Linked DNA regions of Homo sapiens: regions 1, 3 and 4 are each linked to region 2. The links are chromatin contacts, found by Hi-C in ENCODE. All regions are on one chromosome and are shown on one strand. The core of a region is the stretch at or near the end of the contact, and the rest is flanking DNA. Distances in the headings are between cores, read along the strand shown. Region 1 has its middle 16 kb from the start of CCL1. Region 2 holds the start of CCL3L3 (C-C motif chemokine ligand 3 like 3). Region 3 holds the start of RFFL (ring finger and FYVE like domain containing E3 ubiquitin protein ligase). Region 4 has its middle 80 kb from the start of HNF1B.

The links. A loop is a pair of places that touch in the nucleus more often than their neighbours do. Pooled maps may share reads with other maps.
Region 1: a loop to region 2 is called in a map with no recorded cell type, with 9 times the contacts of the local background. The contact joins the enhancer-like site here to the promoter of CCL3L3 in region 2. A Hi-C loop is called at or near these places in 2 of 37 single-sample maps with no recorded cell type and 2 of 50 pooled maps.
Region 3: a map with no recorded cell type shows a loop between it and region 2 (11-fold over the local background). The contact joins the promoter of RFFL here to the promoter of CCL3L3 in region 2. A Hi-C loop is called at or near these places in 4 of 37 single-sample maps with no recorded cell type and 2 of 50 pooled maps.
Region 4: a loop to region 2 is called in a pooled map, with 11 times the contacts of the local background. The contact joins the enhancer-like site here to the promoter of CCL3L3 in region 2. A Hi-C loop is called at or near these places in 2 of 37 single-sample maps with no recorded cell type and 2 of 50 pooled maps.

The regions. Positions count from the first base shown.
Region 1 is chr17:34,377,442-34,380,141 of GRCh38, reverse strand. No RefSeq gene overlaps it. Among named protein-coding and RNA genes, the nearest start is that of CCL1, 16 kb to the right of the region's middle. Within about 2 kb of position 1,346, at least 3 of the 41 ENCODE cell types and tissues checked have a DNase peak (open chromatin) inside an H3K27ac peak, as active enhancers do.
Region 2 is chr17:36,195,311-36,198,010 of GRCh38, reverse strand. CCL3L3 (C-C motif chemokine ligand 3 like 3) reads left to right here and starts at 1,253. Exons shown (of 3, transcript NM_001001437.4): 1 at 1,253-1,413; 2 at 2,099-2,213; 3 at 2,635-2,700. The coding sequence starts at 1,338. It overlaps LOC128966706 (a long non-coding RNA gene), which reads right to left. Exons shown (of 2, transcript XR_008485584.1): 2 at 1,544-1,881.
Region 3 is chr17:35,062,445-35,065,221 of GRCh38, reverse strand. It overlaps RFFL (ring finger and FYVE like domain containing E3 ubiquitin protein ligase), which reads left to right and starts at 1,515. Exons shown (of 7, transcript NM_001017368.2): 1 at 1,515-1,646. The region is part of intron 5 of RAD51L3-RFFL (RAD51L3-RFFL readthrough); the gene reads left to right. RefSeq lists enhancers at 1,334-1,433, 883-1,678, 765-1,964 and a silencer at 1,674-1,743.
Region 4 is chr17:37,823,587-37,826,286 of GRCh38, reverse strand. No RefSeq gene overlaps it. Among named protein-coding and RNA genes, the nearest start is that of HNF1B, 80 kb to the right of the region's middle. RefSeq lists enhancers at 699-1,446, 1,204-1,498. Within about 2 kb of position 1,331, at least 3 of the 41 ENCODE cell types and tissues checked have a DNase peak (open chromatin) inside an H3K27ac peak, as active enhancers do.

The sequences.
Region 1 (2,700 bases), core at 97-2,596, 1.8 Mb after region 2:
ACGAAATTCTCTTTGGCATAATCTTAGTTAAACTGACAACATGCATAACTTGCCTGCAGAACATGAGGCAAGTACAGTCATTCTTTCATTCACAGGAATTTTGTGGTTTTCTGACATGTGTCTCCACTGTAGATATTACTACTACTCTGCAGTTGGAAACTTATCTTTTTCTAACTAATTAACTAAGTAAGGCCTGGAGAAAAATGAATTTACATGTTTCATTAATTACATAAGGGTCCATTTTACAGCCTTAATAGCCAGGCGGAGTAAGTGGACCAAATTATGGAGAATGGGTACATTTTGTAAAAATACTTAAAAGTACCATTGCGGAGAGAGTGACAGTTTCAAAAAGCTTGTTTTTAATGTTGACAAAAATCATGATCAGAATTTGCTTCCATTTACTATAATTCAGGGGTCAAAAACTGAAAAGCTGAAATACCTTCAGAGTCCCAGGAGGAGCTGACTATGACTAGAAAACGCATGGCATCTAAAGGGGACAGGCAGGGTGTTAATTTGCTCCAGGTGATAGGCAGCAAGCAGGAGTTACATTGTGTCATCTACTTTTCTAATTGATCAAGGAAGGCCGGAGATTTTATGAGATTTGATGTTTGAATTTTGAAGATTAAACGCTTTCAATAAAATATGTGCTCCAACAATATATGGTGGGCTGAGGCTTAGACTACTGGTTTGCATCTTCTAATGTAATTGAATTACTTTCGCCCCTTCCTAACTTATTTGAAGTTTGGTTTTAAGCAAATGCATTTGTGGTTTTGATGAACATCATATGGCCAATAACTTTTTAAAAGCATCTGTGAAACAATTCTAACTGGTTTGAATTTGGAAAAAAAAATCAAAAAAGGTGGCTTAATTTCACAGGTTTCTTTAAAGGGCATCTGCCAAGTAGAAGACTGGCAAGAAAAAATTGGTTCCTAAGGAAGAAGTACAGGTAGTAGGTTGCGTAGTTTGAGGACAGGGATTTTATCCACAAGGAGGTAATTATATGACCTGCTGCTACCTTTCTTAGGGCCTTCTGATTATATAGTAACCTGTTTCCTTGCTACTTTGCTTTGGTTCAAGCAGTTTCTTCTGCAGGTTTTCTCATAAATGAAAACACTGCAAGAATACCAAAGACAGCAATGTTTGTGTTAGTGATTTAAAACATCTGCATGGGGCCAACATCGATTACTGAAAGTCAACTAATGAGAATTAGAGACTTCTGAAGTATACCTGTTTGCTTACGGGTCTCACTTTGAGGTGGCTGGAAGGTTTCGAAAGAATAGTTTTTCTTGTTTTTTTTTTTTTCTGTTTCGTTTTTGCTCAAGTTCCTCTTTCTGAGATCTGGAGACTGTCCGCGGTTCCCTGCTCACTGTTGTCCCTGGAGTCTGCCTGAAAGAAAGCATTTTTTAAAACTGTTGAAATATTTTGCAGTTTTCTACACTGTATTTGTAAATATTTATCTTTTGCTAAGTTTCTGTTTCTTTATCTTCTGGACTTAAAATTTGCGGCAGTTCTTAGGGTAGCATTGCATGTTGTAGAAATTGATAATTGCATTGAGTTACTCATTATAGTATGTAACTCTGGGGTGGAGTTTGTTTAATGTGTACAGGGACTAGAAGGTCAATAAAAATGAAAATGGTTGTCTGGATAGTGGAGCTACTACAATTTGTTAAACCTATACATCTTTTCAATAAAAATATTAACATACTTTTTAAGGAGACAACTTAAAAACAAGTTACAAATGGGAGATTATGTTGCAATACACATACCAAAAGGATTAATATAAGAACATATCAAGAGCTCCTTCAAATCTGCAGGAGGCTCTATTCTCATTTAAAAGGGTTTAGAATGTATTTCTTCACACCGTTGACTTTGAGGTTGGCCATGTACCTCCCTTGAGCCAATAGACTGTTAGCAGATATGGGCCAGGCACGGTGGCTCAGGCCTGTAATCCCAGCACTTTGGGAGGCCGAGGCGGGCGGATCATGAGGTCAGGAGATCGAGACCATCCTGGCTAACACGGTGAAAACCTGTCTCTACTAAAAATACAAAAAATTAGCCGGGTGTTGTGGCGGGTGCCTGTAGTCCCAGTTACTCAGGAGGCTGAGGCAGGAGAATGGTGTGAACCCGGGAGGTGGAGCTTGCAGTGAGCTGAGATCGCGCCACTGCACTCCAGCCTGGGTGACACAGTGAGACTGTCTCAGAAAAAAAAAAAAGAATGTTAGCAGATATGACATGCCAGATCCCAGCAGAAGCTTTGAAAGCATTGCAAGTTTCTGATAATCCTCTTTCTCTTGGACCCTCTGCCAGTAGAATGTCCTGTCCTGAGCAAGAGCTGTTCCTTTAGCTGGACCCTGGAATTGGGAAGACTTGTGACAAAGACTGACATGACCCACAGCTTAATGAAGGGCTGCAGTTGGCCCGCAGACTTAAGAGCAAAAAAGAGAAATGTTTCTTGTTATCAGCCACAGATATTTTGGGGTTGCTTGTTGCTGCAGCAAAAGCTGGCCGATACAGAAATTAATACCTAGAAGAGAGAAATTGCTCTAACCAAAGGATAAGATGTACAGATTTGGCTTTGCAGCTGGGTGGCAGACAGCAGAGAAATTATTATAGGGGCTAGAGAAATGGCAACCTATGGAATGCTGTAGTGAAACATTTGGTAAAACTGTCACATATGATAACTCGGAGGGCAGAAAATAA
Region 2 (2,700 bases), core at 4-2,503:
TTTTAATTTTTTCCATGCCTAGAGTTGGCATGGCATATATATATCTTTATACAATTCTTCAAATTTTATAGAATTTGTATAATGTTTTATCTTGCTTTTTTTTTAACCACTGATGTTATAAGCATATTTATGCCACTTCATTCACGTTAGAGACTTAATAATAAAGGATCTTGTGGATAATTTATCATTCCCTGATAGAGAAAAATTTAGCTTTGCTTATTTTAGAGTTATAAATGATGCTGGGTCAGGTATCTTTATGTTTGAAGATGGCTCCATATTTGGGTTGTTTCCACAGAACTCTTTCCCAGAAATGCTTTTTCTAGGTTAATGGCTACACATATTTCTAGGCACCTGACATACTGACACCCACCTCTAAAGTATTTTTATGATCCACAACTAGCGTTTAACACAGCGCCCCAGTCACTCCGAGACTAATAAATAGACAAATGACTGAAACGTGACCTCATGCTTTCTATTCCTCCAGCTTTCATTGAGTTCCTTTCCTCTGGGAGGACTGGGGGTTGTCTAGCCCTCCACAGCATCAGCCCATTGACCCTATCCTTGTGGTTATAGCAGCTGAGGAAGCAGAATTACAGCTCTGTGGGAAGGAATGGGGCTGGAGAGTTCATGCATAGACCAATTCTTTTTTTTTTTTTTTTTTGAGATGGAGTTTCACTTTTGTTGCCCAGGCTGGAGTGCAATGGCATGATCTCAGCTCACCACAGCCCCCACCTCCTGGGTTCAAGCGATTCTCCTGCCCTCAGCCTCCCGAGTAGCTGGGATTACAGGCATGTGCCACCACGCCTGACTACTTTTGTATTTTTAGTAGAGATGGAGTTTCTCTTTCTTGGTCAGGTTGGTCTCAAACTCCTGACCTCAGGTGATCTGCAGCCTCGGCCTCCCAAAGTGTTGGGATTACAGGTGTGAGCGACCATGCCTGGCTGCATAGACCAGTTCTTATGAGAAGGGATCAACTAAGAATAGCCTTGGGTTGACACACACCCCTCTTCACACTCACAGGAGAAACCCCATGAAGCTAGAACCAGTCATGAGTTGAGAGCTGAGAGTTAGAGAGTAGCTCAGAGATGCTATTCTTGGATATCCTGAGCCCCTGTGGTCACCAGGGACCCTGAGTTGTGCAACACTCAGCATGACAGCATCACTACACTTAAAAATTTCCCTCCTCACCCCCAGATTCCATTTCCCCATCCGCCAGGGCTGCCTATAAAGAGGAGAGATGGCTTCAGACATCAGAAGGACGCAGGCAGCAAAGAGTAGTCAGTCCCTTCTTGGCTCTGCTGACACTCGAGCCCACATTCCATCACCTGCTCCCAATCATGCAGGTCTCCACTGCTGCCCTTGCCGTCCTCCTCTGCACCATGGCTCTCTGCAACCAGGTCCTCTCTGCACCACGTGAGTCCATGTTGTTGTTGTGGGTATCACCACTCTCTGGCCATGGTTAGACCACATCAGTCTTTTTTTGTGGCCTGAGAGCCCCGAAGAGAAAAGAAGGAAGTTCTTAAAGCGCTGCCAAACACCTTGGTCTTTTTCTTCACAACTTTTATTTTTATCTCTAGAAGGGGTCTTAGCCCTCCTAGTCTCCAGGTATGAGAATCTAGGCAGGGGCAGGGGAGTTACAGTCCCTTGTACAGATAGAAAAACAGGGTTCAAAACGAATCAGTTTGCAAGAGGCAGAATCCAGGGCTGCTTACTTCCCAGTGGGGTCTGTTCTTCACTCTCCAGCTCACCCTAGGTCTCCCAGGAGCCCTGTCCCTTGGATGTCTTATGAGAGATGTCCAGGGCTTCTCTTGGGCTGGGGTATGACTTCTTGAACCGACAAAATTCCATGAAGAGAGCTAAGAGAACAGTCCATTCAGGTATCTGGATCACATAGAGAAACAGAGAACCCACTATGAAGAGTCAAGGGGAAAGAGGAATATAGACAGAAACAAAGAGACATTTCTCTGCAAAACCCCCCAAATGCCTTGCAGTCACTTGGTCTGAGCAAGCCTGCCCTCCTCAACCACTCAGGGATCAGAAGCTGCCTGGCCTTTTCTTCTGAGCTGTGACTCGGGCTTATTCTCTCCTTTCTCCGCAGTTGCTGCTGACACGCCGACCGCCTGCTGCTTCAGCTACACCTCCCGACAGATTCCACAGAATTTCATAGCTGACTACTTTGAGACGAGCAGCCAGTGCTCCAAGCCCAGTGTCATGTAAGTGCCAGTCTTCCTGCTCACCTCTAGGGAGGTAGGGAGTGTCAGGGTGGGGGCAGAAACAGGCCAGAAGGCCATCCTGGAAAGGCCCAGCCTTCAGGAGCCTATCGGGGATACAGGACGCAGGGCACTGAGGTGTGACCTGACTTGGGGCTGGAGTGAGGTGGGTGTTACAGAGTCAGGAAGGGCTGCCCCAGGCCAGAGGAAAGGGACAGGAAGAAGGAGGCAGCAGGACACTCTGAGGGCCCCCTTGCCTGGAGTCACTGAGAGAAGCTCTCTAGACGGAGATAGGCAGGGGGCCCCTGAGAGAGGAGCAGGCCTTGAGCTGCCCAGGACAGAGAGCAGGATGTCAGGGCCATGGTGGGCCCAGGATTCCCCGGCTGGATTCCCCAGTGCTTAACTCTTCCTCCCTTCTCCACAGCTTCCTAACCAAGAGAGGCCGGCAGGTCTGTGCTGACCCCAGTGAGGAGTGGGTCCAGAAATACGT
Region 3 (2,777 bases), core at 266-2,765, 1.1 Mb after region 2:
TTTTTTTTTTTCTGAAGGAGGTTCCATATTTGTCTGTACCTTGAGAGTTGTTTCATACTAGAATTTGTAACTTATCATCAACTACAGAAATTTTTTTTAAAGTGTGGTTGAAGAGATAATGGTTGTCAGCTGCTATAAAGATGTGTTTATCATTCAGAAAGGACTAATTAACATGTACTATAGGGAAACTTCTTTAAACAAAGCCATTTTCTGAAAGGAAAACACTGAAGGGGAGGAAATAAAACAGGGAACATTTTATAATACCTTATCAAAGCTCAGCGTGGCTATCCTACTGGAATAATGTAATTAAGGAGAATTAAGTGAGTTGGATAAATAACTTTTTAAAACTAGCCCCTTGAATAGAAAATTAAGTAGTATAGTTTTTAAACTCAAATTCTGTCTGCACGTACATTTTAATTAACCTAACATTATTGAATGACAAGCTGAGTTGGCAGCTACATCCAGAGTTCATGCCATGTGAGACCTACCTTAAAGGATGAACGAAGCTGGGTGCAGAGGCCTCAAATGCCCTGCTAAGAAATAGCTGATGGCCTTGGGGAACTGTCATACATTTTAAGCAGGAAACAGAAGGATCTAATAGGAACTTTAGTTTCTCTCTTGTCAAATTAAAGCACACAAAAAGCAAGGACTTGATCTTTTTTTTTTTTTTTTGTATAACACCAATGTCAATTCTAGCCTGTCAGGGCAAATTCAGTAATTAATAGCTGTTGATGAGCCAGTCATTCTAGATTGATTTTTTAAATAAGCAGGCTAATAAATGAGAATTGACATAAATTTAGGGATGTCTCTTTTCAGAGCAAGTGTTAAGGTGATTTTCATAGTCTTCTGTATTCCCTATGCATCCAGTAGGTGTGATGGTAAATGATTTGGCTTTAGCATAGAGAATGTGGCAGCTGATTAAAAAAAAAAAATTCCAGTGCATCTATCTTAATGAGAGAACTTGAGTTGTCTGAAGAAATAGAGAGGTCAGAGGAGGCCTAGTGGGAAAAAAGAACAATGAGCCTGGTTAGAACTGACAAAAATTCACCCTAATGATTTGACTGGCTAATGATGACTGGGCAAGTTCCCTGAGTCCACTGACCCAGATGTTCTAATTTGTAAATGCAAAGTGACTTATTTATCAGCCTCCTGGGGAAATCTTCAGAGCTGTGAACCTGCTATGTTCAGTAATCTTGCTGGCCCCAGCCCCAGCCTGTTCTCAGATGAAATTTTAGAAACTGGCCACTGGAACTTTTTGGGTAAGGGCTCTGGAGGTGGCCAAGTTACCAGTAGTGGGGGAATGAGGTTTACCTGCCCCCAGTAATCAGCACTTGATTTAAAACAATCAGTGAGCTGCCTCTTCTTTCCTAGGTTGCAGTTGACTGCGGTTGGTTCAGGCTGAGTTGTTTGGGAAGTACAAATTTTGCCCAGCGTGAGTCAGCACTGCCCTGGGTAAACTCCCTGCTGTGTTGCAATCTTGCTTACCAAAGATACATCCCCAGGCGGCACCATTCACTTCACATGAAAGCCGCTGCTCTTGGTTCCTGAGATGATCTCATCTGAACATGGCTCCAGCGACCTCAGCCACAGGAACTAGAGACAGCTTGCTTTCTGTCGTGGCAATGTTTTGAAACTGGCAAAATCAGGTAACCTCAAACTGTTTTCTTAAGTTTCATTAGCTAGATGAAGCTGCATTAGAAACTGGGAAAATCCTGTCTTCAGAAGTGAGTCAGGTTTTTTTTTTTTTTTTTTTTTTTTTTTTTTTTGAGACGGAGTTTCACTCTTGTTGCCCAAGCTGGAGTGCAATGGTGTGATCTCGGCTCACTGCAACCTTCACCTCCCGGGTTCAAGTGATTCTCCTGCCTCAGCCTCCCAAGTAGCTGGGATTATAGATGTGCGCCACCATGCCCGGCTAATTTTGTATTTTTAGTAGAGACAGGGTTTTGCTGTGTTGGTCAGTCTGGTTTCGAACTCCCAAGCTCAGGTGATCCACCCTCCTCAGCCTCCCAAAGTGCTGGAATTATAGGCATGAGCCACGGCCCCCGGCCAGAAGTTTTCTTTCATTTGAGTTCTGGATGTGGAGTTAGGTCCAATTAAATCACTGATTATATAAATCTTAGAAAAGTAAAACGTTAGGTTTACAGCTTTATCCGTCATTTGCTCTTGTATTTTGTTTTTTTGTGTGTATCTTGTGAGAAACACTTTAGTCAAACTAAGCCATTGTTAAAGGAAAAGAAGTGAAGGCATTTGGTTGCCTTCCTAATAACTAAATATTGAGTTGTGGAGAACACTGTCTTATCAGTGAGTTTGTTCCCATATTCCTTTCTGAATTAATAGGAAGAACCTCCCTCATCTCTAATTCTACTAGGCTACTACTCTATCTCCCTCCTGCTTTTCATCGCCAAACTTTTGAGTCCTTCACCTAATCAGACTATGATATCTCTAGGTAGTCGTCACCCTCCAAATTACGTTTCTGCTCCTTATAATTCCAACAAATTGCCCACGTTCTCTTTCACCTCAGACCTTAGCATATGTAAGCGTTCTTTTACACACCTTCCCCAAGCTTAATCTGGCCAACTGGTTTCAGCCTAGAAGTCACCTCTTCCATGAAGCCTCTTCTTACTTACCAGGGTTGAGTACTCAGGAGAACCTGGTATTTACTCCAATCATAGTATGTATTGAGAATCAGGGTCTGCTTTGCTAGAATTGTATCCATGGTACGTTGCACATAGTAGGTTCTCAGTAAGGGTAGAATGAGCAAGAGCCTGTACTGTACT
Region 4 (2,700 bases), core at 82-2,581, 1.6 Mb before region 2:
AGGACCCAGCATAGTGTCTGGGGCATGAAGCAGGAACTATGAATGAATTAAAATGGTGTGAATTAAAGGGTGTGGGCCTTGCACTCTGCATCCCTTTTTGCCAGGCCTAGGAGGCTGTCTGGGCACAGTGACATGTGGTCACCATGATGTAAGTTCTGTGCCCACCCCCAGGAGACACAGTCCAGAAAAGACATATCCAACCCTGGCTAGGCATTCAAAACACATATGAAGACCAATGAAAGCAGCTTCCCAAAACCCACCCCAAGAGATTGTGATTCAGGGCTAGGATTTGTGTATTTAACAAGGTCCCCCAGGTGACACGAATCTGCCTATCAGAACCAACAGATACTGTTGCAATAGATACAAAGAAGCACGGGGACCAAAGAGAAGGAGGTCCCACATAAAGATCTGTGGAAGGCTTTCCAGCACAAATGATGTCCCAGCCAGGTCTTGATGGCTGGGAAGGGCATTCTGGGTCAAGGGAATGACATAAACAAAGACAGAGACAGAGACATTGGTGCACATGGGGTGAACAAATGGGGACAGGGCAGCAGGGTTGAATCCAAATGACAAGAATCCATTCCTGGGGGACGATCAAGCGTAAGTCACCCACCACTCAGCTGGGCTCCCAGAGCCCTTTTAGGTAAGAAGCCCATATTTTGGCAGTCCCCAGAGGAGTTCCTCTGCACCCCCATTTTTCATGCAGCTTCCATCCTATTTTCAGTCCCATTTCCTGTCTCCCTCTTTCTCATGTTCTTTCTCTAGTTAGACTGTGGGCTCCTGAGGTCCCATGGCCATCAGGGAAGTATTGCCATGGACTTCTTTGATAAATAGGCCTGATTTAAGAACTCTAAACTATCCTGGCTGGATATAGGAGACTGCTGAAGCTGGCAGAAATAGTAGTCCCTAAAGCCAATATCTACAGCCACGCATCTCCAGTGTGGCAGAGAAGGGTCACCTTACTTAATATAAAAGCAGTATCTGGAGCATGAAGGTCAGGCCCCAGAGAGGCCTGCACATCATGCTGCACTTCCATCTTTTTTCTTTTTTGAGCCCAGAATGAGGAGGTTAACGTTAGAAACAACAGAGAGGATGCCTGTGGGATGGGAGGGCAGATCCTCAAAGACCTGCCTGAGCCCTGCCTGAGCTGGAGGGGAGAATCCACACGCTGGGTGACTCAGGCTGTAGGAATGAGCTCTCACCCCAGGCTCCCATCTATCCTTCCACATCTTTCCATGACTTCCTCTCTCCCCACCCCTCTCCCTCTTCCTCCAATGGGCCTGGGCTGGGTTGGCATGCCGGTGCTCTCTCTTAACTGGACTTTTCTAACGGGCCTGCCTGTTGCCTGGACATGTTTTCTACAAGTAAATGTGCTGGAGAGAGGAAACAGAAGTCCTCAGCACGTGTTTCCTCTCTTTGGACCAAGTGGCCTCTGGGGAACCGGTGAGGATCTGAAGTTCCCAGCCTCTGCACCAAGCTGCAGACCCAGGTGTCTTTTGAGCAATGCCCTGCGCCACAGTTCAGTGCCACCTCGCCAAAGCCCGAACTATCTTGTCTGCTGTCCGGTTATAAATTAATCTCTTGTCATCAGTGATTAACTTATTCAAGACACAGGAGCTGCTGAACCAAAACAGCCCCTTGGGGTGAAAGAGCCTCCAGCATGGTGTGGCGTGTAGGTCTGCCTGTGACCCTGGCCATGCTGGCTCTTGTGCTGTGTCAGCAGGGCTGCAGGGATGGCCAGGGCAGGGGTCCGGCTCTGGGCACTGCTGCCCTGGAATGTTCACTGAGTGCCTCGAAGTGGAGATCCATGCTGCAAATATCTAGGGCTTGTTTTTGTGTGTGTGTTTGTCTGCAAGGAAGGCTTTGAAAAGGGGGTTGGGGTGGGCCACGTCCCTAGGGGCACATGTCACCTGAATACAAACAGCCTGGACTGATAGAGGAGCAGAGGGGAGCCCAACTTTGGAATTCACAGATGTTGAGGGGAGTTATGGGCCACCTATTATAGCATAAGCCATTACAGTGGAAAGAGGCCTCCAAGGTCATTAGCTCCAACTTCCTAATTCTATAGAGGCCAAGGAAGAAGGCTTGACTCACCCAAGGCCACACTCTAGAGCCAATGGGGAGGAAAAGAACAAATGTCAAATCTTGTCTATATGTCAGATAAAGGCTCATTTAGTCACCACCATGATGATAGGCAACAAACAACTTCCTTAGGAAAAAATTTCCAAGGAATCCTTCTATACCCCACCACTACCATTTAAAGACCTCAAAAGTAAGATTTCTCTGATTTTTTTCTGAATAGCCCTGGTAGATTTGGTCTCACTTCTTAGTTCAGGGCACCTCACAGCAATTTAAAAATGGTGCCTTTATTCACCTCTAGGGTGGTCCTCCCCCAGAAAACCGTAACCCCAGCCTAACCAGGAGAAAAACATCAGAACAACCCAAAGCAATGGATGTTCTACAAAGAACTTCACCCCTACTACTCAAAACTGTCACGGTCACCAAAGCCAAGGAAAGCCTGAGAAACTGTCACAGACTGGGGGGCTAAGGAGACACGATGATTGAGTGCAATGTGGCACCCTGGATGGGATCCAGGAATAGGAAAAAGTCATTAGGAAAAATTAGTGGAATATGAATAAAGTGTAGAGTTTAGTTAACAGTAGTGTAACAATGCTGGCTCCTTAGTTGCAACAAATGGAC